Regions from separate parts of the Homo sapiens genome. Here region 2 is linked to region 1. The links are chromatin contacts, found by Hi-C in ENCODE. All regions are on one chromosome and are shown on one strand. The core of a region is the stretch at or near the end of the contact, and the rest is flanking DNA. Distances in the headings are between cores, read along the strand shown.

Region 1 (4,411 bases), core at 687-3,186:
ATTCTCCACCTAAGGCCCACAGTTCCAGGCAGGAAGTCCTCAAAATGTGGCACCAGTAACAATACCTACATCGGCAAACTCATAATGCAGATCTGTGCTTGAATGAATCTGAGAGAGGTTTGCCAGTAGATTAAAGAATGATTCCCACTTAATTTCTCTTCCCTTGGGACTGCTGTCAGGTCCATGGTTCCAGGTTTACAGAAACTGGAGGTTTCTTCCTCCACCCTGCTATTCTGAACGTTTCCATTTCTCCCATGAAGTCCCCTGCTGTCACCAGAGGAATTCAGCCCTTTTGGTTTATATCCAGTCCTGTCCTCTCAAACAAGCACAATTTTAGAACGGCATGAGATAGACAGACATCAAGGGAATGGAAGAAGCTTGCAAGCCATTCCTGGGGGAGTGAGAAATAGCTCCCAGGTCTGCTTCCATCCCTGGGTTCTCTCCCTTCTCCCTCTGTTCCACCCTCCCTTCTCCCCTCTGTCACTCTCACTCTCATTTTCTCTCCCCCTGAGTCTTTGTGTTTGCTGCCCACAGCCCTCCTCAAAGGAAGATGCAGGCAGTAAGTGCTGCATGTGAGCAATGTGAGGGAAAGAGGATGAATAATGGTAGAAAATGGTTTGCAGGGCCGGCATGGTGGCTCGTGCCTGTAATCCCAACACTTTGGAAGGCCAAGGCAGGTGGATCATCTGAGGTCAGGAGTTCAACGCCAGCCTGGCCAACATGGCGAAACCCTGTCTCCACTAAAAATACAACAATTAGCTGGGCGTGGTGGTGCACGCCTGTAATTCCAGCTAACTTGGGAGGCTGAGACAGGAGAATCGCTGGAACCCAGGAGGCAGAGGCTGCAGTGAGCCGAGATCATGCCACTGCACTCCAGCCTAGGTGACAGAGCAAGACTCCATCTCAATAAGAAAGAAAAGGAAGGAAGGAAGGAAAGAAGGAAGGAAGGAACGAAGGAAGGAAGGAAGGAAGGAAGGGGAAGGAAAAGAGGAAAAGGGTTTGCAGGAACTCATTTTTCCTTGTTCTTTCAGGAGAAAAATAGCTAAGAGTGCATTTCTTCAATTTACTTCTGAGGCTGTCTCCTAAATGCCGTGGATTTTTTTTTTTAAATGGGAAAAAAACTAAGCTCAGGGTCCAAAGTCCAAGCTGGCATGGACAGGCATCATGATGCTCTTGCTCTCCCTAGTGGTGCTGCAATGAAAAATCAGCTGTTCCACCCCTCACCTGTGTCTTTTCTCCAGGTATCTTTAGAGATGATGCCAACCTGGCCCCTCTTACACACTTGAGCATAAAGTATCCTACTGTTAGAGCCAGATTAGCGTGTGCCTCTCTCTGATGTGACAAGGCTGTGGTATCCAAGTCTCCACCCACTTTCGGTAGCCCTGCCTCTCTTTCTCTAGCCAATTTCAAGGACACGTAACAGATACACAGGCAACTCTTTGAAGACACTCTGCATTCTCAACAGAAGGCTAGCCATTAAGGGCAAACTGCCCTTGCCCCAAAGGCAAAAACCAGCCCCAGCTCAGGGAAAACACTAGACCACTAGACTAAAGGTCTGGCTCCTTGGCCATTCTTGGCTTTGACCCCATTTCCCGGGACTTGACCCTTTTTTTTTTTTTTTTTTTTTTTTTGAGACAGAGTCTTGCTCTGTCACCCAGGCTGGAGTGCAGTGAGGTGATCTCGGCTCACTGCAACCTCTGCCTCCCAAGTTCAAGTGATTCTCCTGCCTCAGCCTCCTGAGTAGCTGGGATTACAGGTGCCCACCACCATGCCTGGCTAATTTTTGTATTTTTAGTAGAGACAGGGTTTCACCATGTTGGTCAGACTGGTCTCAAACTCCTGACCTTGTGATCTGTCTGCCTCGGCCTCCCAAAGTGCTGGGATTACAGGCATGAGCCATCACGCCCGGCCAGGACTTTACACTTTAAGCATGCCCTGGATACATGCCAGTGAGTTCTATAAATAAACTGTGTGAGCTGGGTCAGCAGGCTGAGTTGTGTAGGGGAGGGTGCTTTCTGCTCCCTAGAGACCTGTGAATCCGTGCCACATATCTTCAGTCTCTCAACATACTCAGAGCCCAGCCTCCTATAGGATCCTCCTAAAACAGCATCTAGGAAGGCTCATCCTAAACTCTCAGGGCCTGTTTTCCAGCATGTCAACCACAAGGAAACTTCCTGAGGAATTCATGGGGTCCCTAGAGCACAGAGCCTGGCTTCCAAAGAGAGAGCCCATCCCAGGTCAGCAGATGATCTCCCCATCCCATCTCTCTCACAGAAAATAAACTTGGATTGTGGAAAGAGTTGAGCACTTTCCTTTTGTCCTTTTCCTGTGGTTCTACTGATACTACCATTTCATGTTCTCTTGCTCTGAGAAGATATGCAGGCTTCCAAAAATACAAGCAAGTTTTCTACATAAGAGTGTCAACTCCAGTAGCAATCTAGCAGCTTCCATTTGTCTAGTTCATACATATATTTTAACGTTGTATAGCTTTGCACTTTTTATTAAAATATATCTATACAGAAAAGTACATGTATCATAAAGGTACCAAGTGAACACTCCCCACCAGACCAGCCCCCGGTCAAGACACAGAGCATCGCCAGTGGCCAAGCCACTTGTCCCATTTCTCAGTCACAACCCCTCCCCATTCATTCCACTGACTACTAACAGCATAGATTAATGTTACCAGGTTTTTTTTTTTTTACTTACGGAAAGGAAATTATACAGTATGTACTCTTGTGTCTGCCATCTCTTACTCAACATTATGTTTATTTCATGTAGTTTCATTTTCACTGGTGTATACATTTGGTTCTCATGTTTTTCAAATACATTTTCTCCAAAGAATTTGGGTACTCTCCTTCCACCTTGGCAAGCCCCCCCTGCCAGCTTCCTGTTTCCTCCTCTTTGTACTGGCCTCCCTCTTCCTGTCTCATCACTGTAAGTTTAAAAGGCAAAAGATCTGGAGACAACTGAGATGTTTATCTTGTATCAACATTTATTCTGATTCTTTGGTCACCCTGAAGTCTATATCCTTATCCTACCAGGCTCTGGACATTATTTAATCTGGCCAAAGCCTGGTAGAAGATGTCCCTGTAGAGCAGCCCCAGGGAAGGGGGATTCAAGAAGCTATAAATGCCTCTGGGCTCACCTGAATGTGTTTGACTGATGAGTGGGGTTTTTTGTTTTTTTTTTTTCTTCCTAGGAGTGCCTGAAGCTGAAGTCACTTGGTTCAGGAATAAAAGCAAACTGGGCTCCCCGCACCATCTGCACGAAGGCTCCTTGCTGCTCACAAACGTGTCCTCCTCGGATCAGGGCCTGTACTCCTGCAGGGCGGCCAATCTTCATGGAGAGCTGACTGAGAGCACCCAGCTGCTGATCCTAGGTAAACACTTCAAAGCTGGCTGCCTCTGCTGCACCCTGTTGGGAGTGACTATCTAACCCACCCTCTACCTCCTTTGTGCCCTAATCCAATTAAGGACATAAAAGGTAAAATTGATATCCCTTCACTTCTTCCCAATTTAGGGCCTTTCGATAGAACACAAACTTTGAGCCCAAACAAGAGCTTGAACCTTGGCTCTTCCATTTACTAACTGCCTGGCATTGGGCAAGTTACTTCACTCTGCTAAGCCTTAGATACTGGTCTCTATGCGGAGACTCCAGACAGGAGGATTGCAAGGGCAGAACAGGTATCTCAAACAGAGATAACCTAATTAAAACAATTGTCCTTAACTCTTCCTGCATTAAGGACTTCTTTGAGAATCAGATAAAAACTATGGATTCCTCCTTCTAGAAAAATTCATACATGTAATATTTTTCATATAATTCCAGGAAGCTTATGGTCTGGTCCATCTAAAGTCTCCACATGTACCCCTAAACATAAGAACCCCTGATTAAAGACTCTGGCATGGCTCCTGGTATAAAATGGGTGCTTAAAAATAATTGCTGGGACACCATCCACCATCTGATTATTGCCCAGTTCTGGACTCAGCCATGTTGCAAGCTATAACCGTTTTTGCCCCCTGGACTAGGGACACCCTGCTGTTCTTCCCCCACTGAGTCTGGGTGCTAGGGAGATAAAGTTAAAAAAAAAAAAAAATTTTTTTTGGCTTTCTCAAAAAAAAGAGCAATTATTAGAGCACTTATGCTCTAATTATGCTCTTTCTCACCTAGAGAAAGCTGTCATTCTAAGGAAAAAAGGGAAAGATGTAAGAAATAATAATTCATGCCACACATACATACATAAACATACATTACAGACTTCCTCAGGGAAAAATATTTAAACTTTACACTTCTGTTTTCACACCGAGAGTTGAAGATATACCAACACATAGGTCCTTCTAGACCCTGCCCACTCAGATTTCAGAGAGGCCCAAACGGGTTTTCATCTCACTGGTGGCTGCATAAACCTCCAGCC
Region 2 (4,411 bases), core at 685-3,184, 350 kb after region 1:
GGAGGATCCCTTGAGCCCAGGAGTTTGAGACCAGCCTGGGCAACATAGGGAGACCCTGTCTCTATCTTAACAACAACAAAAAAAGATTCTGTACTGAAATGTGATGTGAGGTTGGAACACTTACTGCATGGGAAAGTTGCAGGCGATGTCTGAGTTTCCCTGTGCAGGTTGTGAAACATACAACCAATTAAAAATTACTTTATGGCCAGGTGCGGTGGCTCACACCTGTAATCCCAGTACTTTGAGAGGCCGAGGCGGGCGGATCATGAGGTCAGGAAATTAAGACCATCCTGGTTAACACAGTGAAACCCCGTCTCTACTAAAGATACAAAAAATTAGCCAGGCGTGGCACGCTCTTGTAGTCCCAGCTACCTGGGAGGCTGAGGCAGGAGAATCGATTAAACCCAGGAGGCAAAGGTTGCAGTGAGCCAAGATCGCGCCACTGCACTCCAGCCTGGGCAACAAAGCAAGACTCAGTCTCAAAAAAAAAAAAAAATTACTTTAAAGCACTCCTCAAGTATAAATAAATATCAGCATTCTGAAAAATGAAGGGGACTGAAGGTGGTGAGTGCCAGCACATTTTTCTTCCCCAAGAGGAAAAAGAGATATGGCAAAGGATGCCGATTGAATGATAAGATGCCTAGTGTGGTTGGTGCAGGACTACCCTCATGTGTTTGGCAGTATAAGCGGGCCTTTAATCACCCACCTGCCGGTTGTCATACTTCGCATCACCCCTCTCCCCATCACGGGGAAGGGGAGGACATGTCCCTTCCCCAACTCGTGTCTGCCAAAAATGCATTCATGCTACTATTGTTATTCCTTCTCATGCCAAATCTCATCTGTTTATTAGCCTAGGACCTGGGGCAGGGGGCAGTAAGGTTGGGGGATCACTTGAGCCCAGGAGGTCAAGGCTGAAGTGAGCCATGATAGTGCCACTGCACTCCAGCCTGGGTGACAGAGCGAGACCATGTCTCAAAAAAAAAAAAAGACAGAAATTTCTAAATTGTCTTCTATTAACAGTAATCATAAACCAGTGTACACTCTCACTAAAAATATATGAGAATGCCTATTATTCTAAACCAAATATCAGAACTGTTGATATTTACCATGTAAGTTAAAATAGCATCTTTTTGTAGTTTAGTGTGCATTTCTTTTATTATGAAGAAGATTGGGAATCTTTTCCAGAATTTGGGGAGGTAGGTGGGTAAACAAACACAATACAAAAGTACTGTGACAAAGAGTTTTCTAGGAAGGTCAGATAAGGTCCCACAGAGGAGGTGGCATTTGATCTAGGTCCTGAAGGATGAGGGGGAATTCCGCCATGGAGCTTATTGATCCTGGTATGTAGTCAGCCAAAATGTTCAACAACTATATGTTGACTTAAGTGATAAAATCAGCCAGGTGCAGTGTCCCACGCCTGCAATCCTAATCCCAGCACTTTGGGAAGCTGAGGTAGGAGGACCCCTTGACTGCAGGTGTTCAAGACCAGCCTAGACAACACAGGGAGACCTCATGTTTCCAAAAGACACAAAAATTAGCCTGGTGTGGTGGCCCGCGCCTGTAAGTCCCAGCCACTCTGAAGGCTGAGGCAAGAGGATGACTTGAGCCCAGGAGCTTGAGGCAGCAGTGAGCTGTGACTATGTCAATGTACTCCAGCATGGGGAACAGAGACTCTGTCTGAAAAAAATAAAAAGAAGTTATAAAATTGAGATGTTTGGGTTGAGGTGAGAGGATTGCTTGAGTCTAGGAGTTCAAGGTTGCAGTGAGCTATAATTGCACCACTTCATTCTAACCTGGGCTACAGAGCAAGACCCTGTCTCCTTAAATAAATAAATAAATAAACACATATATAAGACATATAGGCAACAAGTTTTCTGGATGGCTAAGGGGATTTTTTGCTATACGTGGCAAGACACTGACACACAAATACCAGTACACGATTAAGCAAGCCACCCAGTATGACTGGGTCAGTCCCGGGGGAACTGGGCAGGAGCTTTATAGTGTACATCTGGTTTCTTCTACTTTTTGGATGTTGAGCGACATCTAATGGCCAAATAGGAAAAAGTCTATGTTTTCAGTTTCTTCTTTTCCTTTCCTTCTTTCTTTCCCTTCCTTCCTTCCTTTCTCTTTTTCTTTCTTTCTCTCTCTTCCTTCCTTCTTTCCTTTCTCTCTCCTTCCTTCCGTCCTTCCTTCCTTGTTTCATTCTCTCTCCTTCCTTCCTTCCTTTCTTTCTATCCCTTTCTCTCTTCCTTCCTTCCTCTATTTTTTCCTCCCTCCCTTCCTTCCTTTCTTCCTCTCCTTCCTTTCTTCTTTTTCTTTTCTCTCTGTCTCTCCCTCCCTTCCTTTTCTTTCTTTCTTTCTTTCTTTCTTTTTTTCTTCCTTTCTTTTTTTGACAAGGTCTCACTCTGTTGCACAGACTGGAGTGCAGTGGCACAGTCACAGCTCACTGCAGCCTTGATGTCCCGGGTTCATATGATCCCCCCACCTCAGCCTCCTGAGTAGCTGGGACTATAGGCATGTGCCACCACGCCTGGCTAATTTTTCCGTTTTTTGGCTGCCCAGGCTGGTCCAGTATTTTATTTTCAAAGAAAATTCTCTTGTAGGAACACATACACAACCTAAAAAAAAGTTTCTCCAGATTTAAGGAAAACTTGAGTCTTATTTTTCCCTGTGAACATAGAAGAAAACTGAATAAATTAGAGGTAAGCTAATTTTTTTTTTTTGAGACTATTTCTCTCTTGTTGCCCAGCCTGGCATGCAATGGCAATGATCTCGGCTCACTGCAACCTCACCTCCCGGGTTCAGGCGATTCTCCTGCCTCAGCCTCCCGAGTAGCTGGGATTACAGGCATGCACCACCATGCCCGGCTAATTTTTGCATTTTTAATAAAGACGGGGTTTCACCATGTTGGTCAGGCTGGTCTCGAACTCCTGACCTCAGGTGATCCACCTGCCCTGGCCTCCCAAAGTTCTGGGATTACATGCGTGAGTCACTGCACCCGGCCAGAGGTAAGTTAATTTGTGTGGTAATTTTCTTTTCTTTTTTCTTTTTCTTTTTTTCTTTTTTTTTTTTTGAGACAGAGTCTACCGAGTCTTGCTCTGTCACCCAGACTGGAGTGCAGTGGTGCAATCTCAGCTCACTGCAACCTCTCTCCCCCGGGTTCAAGCGATTCTGCTACCTCAACCTCCCAAGTAGCTGGGATTACAGGCGCCTGCCACCGCGTCCGGCTAATTTTTGTATTTTTAGTAGAGATGGGGTTTCAGCATCTTGGCCAGGCTGGTCTTGATCTCCTGACCTCGTGATCCACCCACCTCGGCCTCCCAAAGTGCTGGGATTACAGGCGTGAGCCACTGTGCCCGGCCTTGTGTGGTAATTTTCATCAAATGAAATAGAAAAAAAAGATGTTAGAATTGGAAGAGACCTTACATCCAATCTCCTCATTGTGTCAATAAGGAAATTTATGTCCAGAGAGAAATGATTTGCCCAAAGCCACACAGCTAGAGAGTTATTAATGCTGTAATATAGTCGTGATTTTGCTACAATGAAGAGAGGAACAGTGAATATATTTACCCATCCATTTGCAAAGCAAAAAAAAAAGGGCAAATACTTTCTGATTACTTTAAAACCTAATAATGTATAATATTGGCCATGCATGGAATTTAATACTATAATGCTCAATAATATAGTAGTTACTGGCAATTAGGGTCTTGGCCTAGGGTATTTGATTTTTCAGGCCAATAGTGGACAAAAACAGACAAATTCCTATGAATGCCAGACTACATTTCAAAAGACCCAAGTAAGATTTTGACCTCTGTAACCTGAGAGTTGCTTCCCTAATATTTCTCTTTGCCTCTTATCTGACAATAGGCAAAGTTGAGGTAGGAGATGAGTATCAAACCACATCATTTAATCAACCAACCCGTAAACATGTATATATCCCCTTTTGTATGTTTAGCATCACAAGGATTGTGGGGACACAACTGTATACATAATGGAGAACAAGTCATGGTGAACTCACTTCTCCTACCTGTTGATAGGAGTTGAATCAAAAGCAGCTTTGAGGTAGAAGGGAAGTTACAACAATACTATAACCACTCTTGCAGATATATTTATTAACTCATTGGTAAGTATTTGTTGAGTATCTACTATATACCAGTGCTAGGGATACAACAGAAATCCAGACCCAAACTCTCCATGAAGCTTATAACCTGGTAACTATATGCCAACAATTGTGATAAGTGCTACAAAAAGAAAGTACTGACCGGGCGCGGTGGCTCATGCCTATAATCCTAGCACTTTGGGGGGCCGAGGCAGGTGGATCACCTTAGGTCAGGAGTTCAAGACCAGCCTGGCCAACATGGTGAAACCCCATCTCTACTAAAAATACAAAAATTAGCCAGGCGTGGTGGCA

What was found. Hi-C counts contacts between places; a loop is a spot of excess contacts on that map. Pooled maps may share reads with other maps.
Region 2: a map of mammary epithelial cell shows a loop between it and region 1 (6-fold over the local background). The contact joins two enhancer-like sites. A Hi-C loop is called at or near these places in 1 of 168 maps with a recorded cell type or tissue (mammary epithelial cell), 2 of 37 single-sample maps with no recorded cell type and 7 of 50 pooled maps.

Annotation. Positions count from the first base shown.
Region 1 is chr9:18,823,085-18,827,495 of GRCh38, forward strand. It overlaps ADAMTSL1 (ADAMTS like 1), which reads left to right. Exons shown (of 29, transcript NM_001040272.6): 22 at 3,200-3,379. Among named protein-coding and RNA genes, the nearest start is that of SAXO1, 210 kb to the right of the region's middle. Within about 2 kb of position 1,937, at least 2 of the 41 ENCODE cell types and tissues checked have a DNase peak (open chromatin) inside an H3K27ac peak, as active enhancers do.
Region 2 is chr9:19,172,402-19,176,812 of GRCh38, forward strand. No RefSeq gene overlaps it. Among named protein-coding and RNA genes, the nearest start is that of PLIN2, 47 kb to the left of the region's middle. Within about 2 kb of position 1,935, at least 3 of the 41 ENCODE cell types and tissues checked have a DNase peak (open chromatin) inside an H3K27ac peak, as active enhancers do.